2 separate regions of the Homo sapiens genome follow, and region 1 is linked to region 2. Evidence: chromatin loops called from intact Hi-C (ENCODE). Cell type or tissue: gastrocnemius medialis. All regions are shown on one strand. Links, peaks and the distances in the headings refer to the core of each region. The heading gives the core; the rest is flanking DNA.

Region 1 (5,520 bases), core at 263-5,262, 340 kb after region 2:
GGAGATCTGATGGCCTCCTATCCTGGGACACATTTATACATGTTGAATATTTTATTACCTACTTCCTCCAAACTTCTCTTAGAAGGGATTCCTTCCCCTGCCCTTAATAATCTCTGAAATCGCGCTGATTGTGGTGGCTCACACTTTGCAATCCCAGCACTTTGGCAGGCCGAGGCAGGCGGATCACCTGAGGTCAGGAGTTCAAGACCAGCTTGACCAAAATGGAGAAACCCTGTCTCTACTAAAAACACAAAATTAGCCGGGTGTGGTGGCGCATGCCTGTAATCCCAGCTACTCAGGAGGCTGAGGCAGGATAATCGCTTAAACCCAGGAGGTGGAGGTTGTGGTAAGTCAAGATCACACCATTGCACTCCAGCCTGGGCAACAGGAGCTAAACTTGGTCTCAAAAAAAAAAAAAAAAAAAAAAAAATCTATGAAATCCCTATCAAGAAGGCTGAGATATGTAACATTCAATACTTTTATGTGAGATTGGTTGATCATGAGCCTGCAAGAAGCAAGCTGGCCTCAAAGTTTCCCAAATCCACATTTATTTTCCTCCAATTCTTACGTGTCCAAAGACAGGGAACCACAGACACGCCTTTGTAGGAGGATAACTGGTGTTCACCCAGAGCCCACACCCCCTTTAAAGGACCCAGTGTAAAGTTGGGAAATCTCCTCTAGTCTTTTGGTATTTCTACTACAGCCACTTCCCTTTAAAGAGCTCTAAAACGTATGCCCCATGCATGCCTAGCTTTCAACCATCAGAAGCATCTTTGCAGGACTCTCACCAGCGGGTTTCTGGATCTCTAAGGACTTGCCCTTATACGTATCAAACAGGTTGAGCGAGGAATACTTCTTTCCATCCTTTCCCTTGGCAGTCGGCCCCGAGCGATCGGACATTGCGCTGGAAGCTCATTGAGTATGTTGGGTCCTGCAGGCACCTCCCCCAAAACGTGCCAGAGCCTGTGGGCCAGACAGCAAGTGTCTCAGTCTCTGTCCCCTGTACAGACCATAACAGAAACTTAAAAACTCCATTGCATTATCATTAGGGACTCAGATATGAGGCCCTCTGGTGTCTTTTCCTCCAGTCTATGTAAACTGCCCACTCTTCTCAAGCAACCATGATCTACTTAGCTCCCTCATAGCTCAAATGCCATGTTCCCTCCTTTCCCCCAGACACCTTTGTCAAGGAAATCTAAGTAAAAATCCAGCATCCTCCTAGTATAAACACTCTGCCCTTTGTGCCTGTCTACAAAGAGTAATTCCCTACAAGTAATAATCTCTTCTCTCTCCACCAAAATCGTTTCAGAGACTTACAACAGGACAAATTCAAGCAAGAGAAAACTAAAAAAGAAGCATACAATTCCATCAGAGAAGAAGAAACAACACTTTAGATTCCCTGTTTATTGGACACAAGCTCCCTAATCATGCCCCCAGGGCCCTGTACCCCAGGCTCCCAGCCCAGCAGCCTCGTGTCCATCTGGGAAGGTTTGCAGGAAGGTATGCTGGGAGTTTAAGGATTTTATGAGCTTGCTCAGCCGGAATGGGGGTTGGTACCAGAGAAATCCTCATAGAACAACTAGGGCTGTACATACTCCCAGGCTATAGGAACCTCAAGTATTTGAAATATCCCATCTTTTCCTAAACTTGCTCCTGTATTGGCTCCTGGAAAAAATCGCCTCCAGATGAAATACTGTTTTACCATATGAAGAACTGAGAAAAAGCATTATGGAGCCACCTTAGCACCCTGTAACCATGGGCCAGAAAACAGAGGGCCAAGGCCAGAGCCATCTTCGTTTTCCTATCCTCATTAAAAATGTCCATCACCAGTGTTTCTTTACTCGATACCTCCAGCTCCCTAAGCAAGCCGGACGACAGGTCTCTCAGTCCATTCCAGAGTGACCAGGCATTCGTTTATGGACGGGAACAGTGTAAAGAGATGAGAAATAGTGGGGAAGAAAGCAGGGAAATCCAGACAGGCCCAGAATGAAAGCTAAAATTGGGGAGAAAGAACTTTATGACAAGCTAGAGATAAGATGGATGTTGCTTCGTAGGTGTTTGAGGAGGCCAATCTGTGAAGATAAATATATGAAGGGAAAACGAATACAAGAGTCATGTAGCGAATAGACCAAAACTAACAGAAAATAATGAATACGAAAGCAGGTGGAAAATATATGGAAACAGGAATGGCAAAAAAAAAAAGGATGTAGACAACGAAGTAAGGGGGCAGAGGCCCAAGAAGAAAAACGGGGTTGGGGGAGAAAGGAGACGAGGAACAGGAAAAATGAAAAAGCAGACATAGGGCGACTGAGCAACATAGAAAGCAAAGATGCTGGGATAAAAGCAGGATTCTAGAGTGGGAGTGGCTCGACACGAAGAGGGGCGTCCAGAGGGGGGAACACAGCGCTGGATGATAGGAGGGGGTCCAATATGGAGGAAAAGCGCCCTTCCGAGAGAACCGTCGGGCGCGGCCCACCACCACGGGGCGGCAGCCGGGGAGGGGGCCCACAAATGGGGGTGAAAAGCCAGGAGCGCAGCGGAGGGTAGGGAGTTACGGACCCAGGCGCAGGGGTCACCCCCTGAAGCCAAGACGGTGGGTGGTTAGGGGCAGACTACGGATCCTGAATGAACTGCCGGAGGTGCGGGTCCCGGAGTAGAGGTACCGGAGGGGGAGGGGCAAGCAGGCCCGGCAGCAGGAGGACAAAATGGCGGCGGCTAATGGCAGCTTCTCCTCCCCCCGGCCCACCACCGCCGCCGCCGCCGCCACCGCCACCGCCACCACCTCTCCCGCGCCGGAAAAGGGCGTCAGCGCACGGTTCACCCAGACTCACCTGGCCGGGTGCGCGGGGATCCGGGACCCGGGCCTAGGGGCTCCCCGGGACGGGATGGCGGTGGGGCGGGGGAGGATGGCGGCGGATGGCGCCGGGTTCGGCTCCTCCCGTCTCCCTCGCTCACTCCGCGGCTGAGCCCCGACTAACGGCCCATCCGGGCAACCGCCGCCCCCGGGAGCACCCCCTCCCACCTCCCACCTCCCTCCGCGCCTAGACACGCCCCTTAATTTGCATAAAGGGCGGGGCACTTTCTACCCTAACCCTCTACTTCCAGGGCTGTCTTTAGTTTAAAAAAAAAAAAAAAAGGGCCGGGCGCGCGGAGCATGCGGAGGTTATTTGCATAAAGAGGAGGGACTTAAGGGCACTAGGACCCCGATTGGCTAAGGAGGCGGGCCCCCAGCGTCGGCCGTTGAGCCGTGTTGAGGGGGCGGGAATGCGGTGCAGGTCGGCTGGGCGGTTGGGACGCAGAATTTACACGACGAATGTGGGAGAAAGAGGCGGAGCGTGCGTCGGACGTTAGTAGAAAGATGGGAGCGGAGAGACGTTGGGACGCCAAAAGTGGAAGGCAACGACACACGGCCCGTGGCGCCTTCAGCTAGGGAGAAAGAGAGAGAGGACGGGGGCTGGCGGGCGGGATTAGCTGCCGGAGGGCTGAGTTTCCGCAGGCCTGGTAAGAGTTCCAGCTCTCGCATCCCTTTGCCGTGAGTTTGAGGAGGTGGTTGGAGCGGGGAAATGCACCAGAGGGGCGGGGCCTTCCAGTTATTATATTACGTCATGCAAATGAGGTGGCTAGACAGACCAATCCAAAGGCCCCGGGAAGCGTTTCGTCCGCACCACGCAGCGTAGGCATTCTTCGGGCAGTTCTACCTATTTGCATAATGTATGCAAATCATTTGAACAAAGATAGGCTAGGAATGACTCGTTCATCAAAATATGGGCAACCATCGACTAAGACGGACATTTAATTTTATAACCTATAATTTTCATGAATAAATTTTTATATTTGAAATTATTGGGAATTTGTAATTTCTTAACAATGGGTTTCATTTTGTGAAATGCAGTACTGTTACCCTCCTTTGTCTCTTACTACCCGATTCTAGAACTCTCTGCTCCCATCAGAGTTATACCCATTCAACAGATCATTCAATGACTATGATTTGAAGGCGCTGGAGATAATGCACAGGATATTATAGAAGTAGAGAAATAAGGCCTGGCGCGGTGGCTCACGCCTGTAATCCCAGCACTTTGGGAGGCCTAGGCAGGTGGATCACGAGATCAGGAGTTCAAGACCAGCCTGGCCAACATGATGAAACCCCATTTCTACTAAAAATACAAAAATTTGCCCTACGTGGTGGCGGGCGCCTGTAATCCCAACTACTCGGGAAGCTGAGGCAGAGAATTCCTTGAACCAGGGAGGCGGAGGTTGCACTCCAGCCTGGGTGACAGAGCAAGACTACGTCTCAAAAAAAAAAAAAAAAAAAAAAAAAAAAGAAGGATGGGCGCGGTGGCTCACGCCTGTAATCCCAGCACTTTGGGAGGCTCAGGCGGGCGGATCACCTGAGGTCACGAGTTCGAGACCAGCCTGACCAACATGGAGAAACCCCGTCTCTACTAAAAATACAATTACCCAGGCGTGGTGGCGCATGCCTATGATCCCAGCTACTCGGGAGGCTGAGTCGGGAGAATCGCTTGAACCTGGGAGGCGGAGGTTGTGGTGAGCCAAGATCGTGCCATTGCACTCCAGCCTGGGCAACAAGAGCGAAACTCTATCTCAAAAAAAAAAAAAAAAGAAAGAAGTAGAGAAATAAAATATGATTATGCCTGGGGTGATTGAGAAATGTTTCTAGAAAAACTCTTATTAAGAGATATGAGGCCGGGCGTGGTGGCTTATGCCTGTAGTCCTGGCACTTTGGGAGGCTGAGGCGGGCAGATCACAAGGTCAAGAAATGGAGACCATCCTGGCCAACATGGCAAAACCCCGTCTCTACTAAAAATACAAAAATTAGCTGGACTGGTGGCGCGTGCCTGTAGTCTCAGCTACTTGGGAGGCTGAGGCAGGAGAATCGCTTGAACCTGGGAGACGGAGGTTGCAGTGAGCTGAGATCACGCCACTGCACTCCAGCCTAGCGACAGAGTGAGACTACGTCTCAAAAAAAAAAAAAAAAGAAAAAGAAGAAAAAAAGGGCCGGGAGCGGGAGCAGTGGCTCACGCCTGTAATCCCAGCACTTTGAGAGGCCAAGGTGGGTGGGTCACCTGAGGTCAGGAGTTGGAGACCAGCCTGGCCAACATGAGACTCCATCTCAGGAAAAAAAAAAAAAAATGATATGAAGAATGATCGGAGTAGATATCTGTCAAAAATATATAAATAAATAGATATGAAGAACGAGTTAGAACTTACCCAAGTTTCAGAAGAAGGTGTACATCTCAGGTGCAGAGAACAGATTAGTGGAGGCATGAGTTTGGGGGCCTGTGCCTAGGCTGATATGGCTAAATAAAGGAGGCGGCTTATTCATTATGAAAAGTGAAGGCAGAAAAGTTTGCGGAAATCAGATGAGAATTTTAGTCAGAGGCTCAGTAAGATTTAAGATGACTTCTGTTTTCAAACTTCCAAAATGATTCTCTTCTCCCTTCTCCCCGGCCGGCTACCACACATACCGTTTTGTTACCCTTTGCAGCAAAATTCTTAAAA
Region 2 (5,112 bases), core at 1-5,000:
TGGCTGGGGAATGAGGCGATAGAAATCACCAACAGGGGAGGTGGCGTCCACAGGGATGGCCCACTGCTCCTGAGATGGAGGCTCTGGGGCCTCTGGGGTGGATACAGCTGTGGACGCTTCCTGGAAGAGTCAGGGGTAGCAGTGATAAAGATACAACCAGAGGGCTCTCAATTAGCACTCCTCCCAAAAGATGTCCCTTTCTTCCCCTCAGACCCATCCTAGCCAGCCCACATCCTGGTGGCAAGGCTCTTTCTTGCCTCCACTACACAGAACCACCAACCTTCAACACTAGGTCTTCCAAGCTGCTTGCTCGGGCCAGGGGAGCACTGCAGGGAGAGGCTGAAACAGTGTCCCCTCTGGGACCTCCTGGCTGTCCCACTGCCTCATTCTCATCCTCGTCACCCCCACCCAAATCCAGAGGCTCCAACATACAGCTAAGGCTTAGTAGTCCAGGAGCTGGAGTTGGACAATCTGAGGAGCAAGCCAACAAGGTCAACCTTGTCATGTCCATCTCTGTTCCTTAGGAGAAGGACATGACTTCTCCTACACCCCACTCAAAAACTAAAACTAACCTTTTGGTGCAAAGTCCATGCCTTTCTTGAAACCAGGTGGAATAGTAAGAAGATCTGTAGGATAGGGACATGAAATCAGGTCACTGCACACTGGTGAACAAATTGTGTACATTATATAAACCTAAAAGATACCATTTACAGGACAGATGCTGTAGATAGGGATGTTTGCTATGACACTTTCCCAACAGATGACAGTAAAGGTTGTTGTAGAAATTTCCCAGCAGATGACAGTAAAGGTTGTTATGGACAGAATATCTTTTTCTAATTTTCTCAAAAACATGGGAGGGCTAGCAGTAGCCCAGTGATAGCCTGGGCTCTTCCTCCTCAAGGCTCAGACTCAGAGCCCCACCTTACCTTTCTCAAAGTCTATCTCCTCCTCAGCCTCCTCCCGTGTGTTCAGATCTGTTATGGTGGGTTCATCCATCCCCCCTGGGAAGAGACAGGACAGACAGGGATTCATGGGATGAGGGTAATACGAGATAGGTGGGGAACCCTTCCCTGGAGATTAAAGACACCCTCTTCTACCATCCCATCTCCACAAGAGTCACCTGGCCAGAAGGGATACTGAGTTGGATTTCCCCATAAGGACTGGGAGGCTGGCCCTGGAGGCCGGCGAAGAGACAAGGAGGTTGTAGCCGAGAGATTTGTGTTCTCCAGCAAGACCTAAGGCAAGAGATCAGAGCCCCAATGAGGCTGAGCTTGTCTCTGACCACCTCCCCTTCTCCCCAACTGTTTCTCATGACCCCTGACCTCCTACCTCTTTGTAACCCAGTATCTGGCCTGTGGTTGGGTGTCTTTGGGCCTGTAGGTCGGATGGGACTGGGGCTCCCAGGACAGCCAAAAGAGACCAGGGATCCGTCTTCCTCTGCCATTTTCTGGAGAGAAAAATAGTAACTTTTGGGTCTTCTTTCTTCCTCTGTCCCAGCTTCCTTCAGGAACCCATCACCCTAGTCTAAGCCCCTCCAGACTCCTCACCGGGCTGAGTGCTCCACACCATGCAGAGGCAGCCAGGCTGGGGATGACAGAAACAACTGTTCTGCTTCTTGCTGCAGATCTGGGGCACAAGGAGGGAGGCCATGGGGAAGCTGAAACAAGGGCAAGATGAGAGGCATTAGGTAAGGAAAGAGGATAAAATGCAGACAAAAGAGATGATGGGACTTGTGTTCAGATCAGAAATGGCAGATGTGTCAAACAGACTAGGACAATCAGGCTTGGCCAAAAACTACCTGCTACTGAATTACCTGGGGCAGATTTTGGATTTCAGAAACATGGAGGCTGGACCTAGGAATGTGCATTTTTAAAAAGCTCCCTGGCTAATCATGAAGCACACTGAAATTGGAGACTCACTGATTTTAGAAAAAGGGGTCCCAGACCTAAGGATGAAAGGTTGGAGGCTCAAAGCCTATCATCTCAGTCACCAAGTGCCCTGGTGCTTGGATACAGAAGGGAGCTCCACGGAGAAATGCCACATTTGAAAGAGCAGCTCTCAAAGCAAAAATATCCCCAGCCCTTTCTGCTCTGTCCTCACATGTACTGCAGGTACACTGGGCTGTAATCTGTCCAGCACCCCTTCAGGCTGGGATGGACAGGAGTACAGGCACAGATGAACAAGGTTAAGCTAGATCCTACTGTGAGGAGGGTGAAGGAGGTTTGGACTCAATGCGGGTCAAAGGTTAGGGTCAAAAGTCACTCACGCTACTCTCTGGAGCTCCAGGCAAGTTCAGCAGCTCCCAGTGCCCCGTGCATCCGAGCTCCACGGCCCGAAGGGGTAGGTCCAGGGGATCTGGAGGGGGTAGCACTACGGGGAAAGGTCAAAAGTCAGGGGTCAAAGTTCATTCCATATCGGCTACTCCGTTCCATTTCCCTCCCCTCCCCCTCACCAAGTCGCTCTGTCTCCATCATCCTGGAGCCACAGCAGCTGCCTGGCAGCCCGGAAGTGCGGCAAGTAGTCGCTGCGAAGTAAGCCCCGCCCCGGAACGGGCGGAAGTAGAGGCAACTTCCGGTACAGCCCCGCCGAGAGCGTGAACTATCGCTGCGGAGGGGCAGACCTGGACCGGTGGAAGGCCGGGCGGAAGTGCGCGCCTGGGGCCGCCTTGGTTACCGCGTTTTCCGCTCCTCGCTACGTCATCGTTGTGAGCCCGCTATCAGCGGCCAGCGCGGGCGCGGCCGGAGACCGTGGGGCCCCCGGTTGCCGCCCCCTCGGGTAAGGCCCTCTGCTTCTCACTCTTCGGCCCTTTTTCTCATAGCCGTTTCTCTGTTCTTCCTCTTTGCGTTGCTCTGCGGGCGCTACGCTGGCTCCACCGCCTTCTCTGCCGTTCAAACCCCGCGGTTGTCCTTACCCTAGCGAGGGTAGGGGGGTCGGGTGCCATCGTCTTTCCGACGGAGTGGATATTTGTCCCTCCTTGAACCACATGGTACCTAAAGGTGCTGGTGTCTGTGATCCCTGGAGACAGGAGGGAATGCTGGATGATCCCGACCAGCGGGAGCTTGGACAGCAGCCTGGTTTAAGCAAGGGGTAGGGAAAGCCAAAGACAAGAGTAGGCAGACCTGAAGGGGTGGGGTTGGGTACAGTGTGGACGGCGTGTGAACCCCGGGTGGTAACAGTGGAGAAAGATGTCTTGGGCCCTGCCCCTGAACTAGGAGCCACCATGTTGGTGATACCCCCCGGACTGAGCGAGGAAGAGGAGGCTCTGCAGAAGAAATTCAACAAGCTCAAGAAAAAGGTGAGGGACTGTGTGTGGACATGGCCTAACCTTTCACAGACTCTGCACTCTGAGAAGATATGGGGTGAGTGTGAGCGAATGGGGAAGTTTTTCTGGCCCATACCTAGAGACATATCACCTCACAGTGTAGCTTCGAGAGGTGGGCTTTCCCAAGCCTTGGTGTGGACCTTCTGTCTTTTCTATGCAATTTGCCATGGATTGTCTTCCTTTCCCATGGCTTTTAGTACCGCTTAAGAGCTGATGATCCCCAAGTTTGTTTTTTCCAGTTCTATCCAGTGTTATACTGAAAAACTTCAGATACTCAGTGTTGAAGCTATCATCTTTCTATTCTTGATCTTCCAAATAAGATTGACTACACCAATTCTGCCACATGTTTGGACTCAAAACTCTGACTTCCCCACTATTTGCATAGTCAAACCTTTGCCAAGTCTTATTGTTTCTTCTTTTGAAGTAATTTTTCCTGTTTATTCTTCACTGTGCATTCCCCCGAGCAGGGCTTTATTGACATTCATGTGGGCCATTGTAATGGTCTCTCAACAAATTTCTCAGTCTTTTTTTTTGAACAGACTTCTTCACTCCTGTTCAAATGATCCATTGAAAACACAAAATTCTGCTCCCTCTGTTTCTCAAAAACCATAAATGGCTTCACATTGTCTATAAAAAAGCCTCAAAACCTTAGTTTGGCAGCCTTGTCTAGTAAAGTAGAACTATTCACTACTTCCAAAAGATGCATTCCCAAAGCCTTCTTATCTCTGCATCTTTGCCACCCTGTTTTCTTTTTCTAAAATACCCTTCTCCTCTCTGTGTTGTGCAGAGATACGGGAGAGGGCCTAGTTTAATAGCCATTAAACATCAGAAAATCTTACTAGCTTTCAGCTATGAATAATCTGCACCTCTTATAATTGTATTGCTAACTCAATGTATTTTATTTCTCAGACTGTAAGCTTCTTGAGGGTAGGAACAATGCATTAGCCTCCTGGATATCCCTGTTACGAAGTCATGGCTGGGCCTCATTCAATATGCAGGAAATAGATGGATGAAGCTTCCAGGAAAGGCACATAAACTTATACTTACTTGCAGCTTATATCCTAGGATTCTAGTCCATGATTGAGTTATTTGTCTTCAACTTCAAAAATGTAACACTCTGGAAAACCTCTGGGTTCCGTGGTTTGGTTAGATTAGGAATTTCCAGCATCATACATGATCTAGGGGACCAGAGGCAAGAGGCAGAGCACATCAGTGTACCACTCTGAGGGCATCAAGAAAGACGGTCCCTGGAGTGATGTGCCCAGGGGCCTTAGGAGAGGAACCGGCTAGGGGCTGGCCCTCACTTACCTCTCTCTTCTCACCCTTGTTCCCAGAAAAAGGCATTGCTGGCTCTGAAGAAGCAAAGTAGCAGCAGCACAACCAGCCAAGGTGGTGTCAAACGCTGTGAGTGACAGGGGAAATGGGGATGGACTGGAAGTGGGCAGCATGGAGCTGACCTTCATCATGGCTTGGCCAACATAATGCCTCTTCCCCTTGTCTCTCCAGCACTATCAGAGCAGCCTGTCATGGACACAGCCACAGCAACAGAGCAGGCAAAGCAGCTGGTGAAGTCAGGAGCCATCAGTGCCATCAAGGCTGAGACCAAGAACTCAGGCTTCAAGCGTTCTCGAACCCTTGAGGGGAAGTTAAAGGTGAGCACAAGCAGAAAGATTGTTTAAAGGGCATCCCTCCAAGTTGGAATGTAGATGGGTTTGGGGAAAAATATGCATACTCAAGCACTGGCAAATTGCTGTACCATTCTGAGTTTCACCTCTCATGTATAAAATGAA

What was found. A loop is a pair of places that touch in the nucleus more often than their neighbours do. Peaks named below come from ENCODE experiments on the same cell type or tissue, not always from the same donor. Only the 100,000 strongest peaks of a DNase experiment are listed, where the experiment ranks them.
Region 1: a loop joins it to region 2, with 11 times the contacts of the local background. A loop is called at or near these places in 4 of 110 quality-filtered maps.

Annotation. Positions count from the first base shown.
Region 1 is chr6:31,618,170-31,623,689 of GRCh38, reverse strand. PRRC2A (proline rich coiled-coil 2A) reads right to left here and starts at 2,975. Exons shown (of 31, transcript NM_004638.4): 1 at 2,832-2,975; 2 at 789-1,000. The coding sequence starts at 900. It overlaps SNORA38 (small nucleolar RNA, H/ACA box 38), which reads right to left and starts at 611; the gene lies at 480-611. In gastrocnemius medialis, for the core only: no CTCF peak of the experiment used is centred there; DNase peaks (open chromatin) are centred at 3,149 and 3,599; H3K4me3 peaks cover 2,560 bases; H3K27ac peaks cover 3,725 bases.
Region 2 is chr6:31,956,555-31,961,666 of GRCh38, reverse strand. It overlaps NELFE (negative elongation factor complex member E), which reads left to right and starts at 2,696. Exons shown (of 11, transcript NM_002904.6): 1 at 2,696-2,775; 2 at 3,213-3,295; 3 at 4,657-4,726; 4 at 4,829-4,974. The coding sequence starts at 3,221. SKIC2 (SKI2 subunit of superkiller complex) reads right to left here and starts at 2,492. Exons shown (of 28, transcript NM_006929.5): 1 at 2,453-2,492; 2 at 2,267-2,370; 3 at 1,548-1,657; 4 at 1,330-1,447; 5 at 1,121-1,235; 6 at 927-1,001; 7 at 573-626; 8 at 281-471; 9 at 1-120. The coding sequence starts at 2,474. It overlaps MIR1236 (microRNA 1236), which reads left to right and starts at 4,727; the gene lies at 4,727-4,828. In gastrocnemius medialis, for the core only: no CTCF peak of the experiment used is centred there; a DNase peak (open chromatin) is centred at 2,566; H3K4me3 peaks cover 1,780 bases; H3K27ac peaks cover 1,577 bases.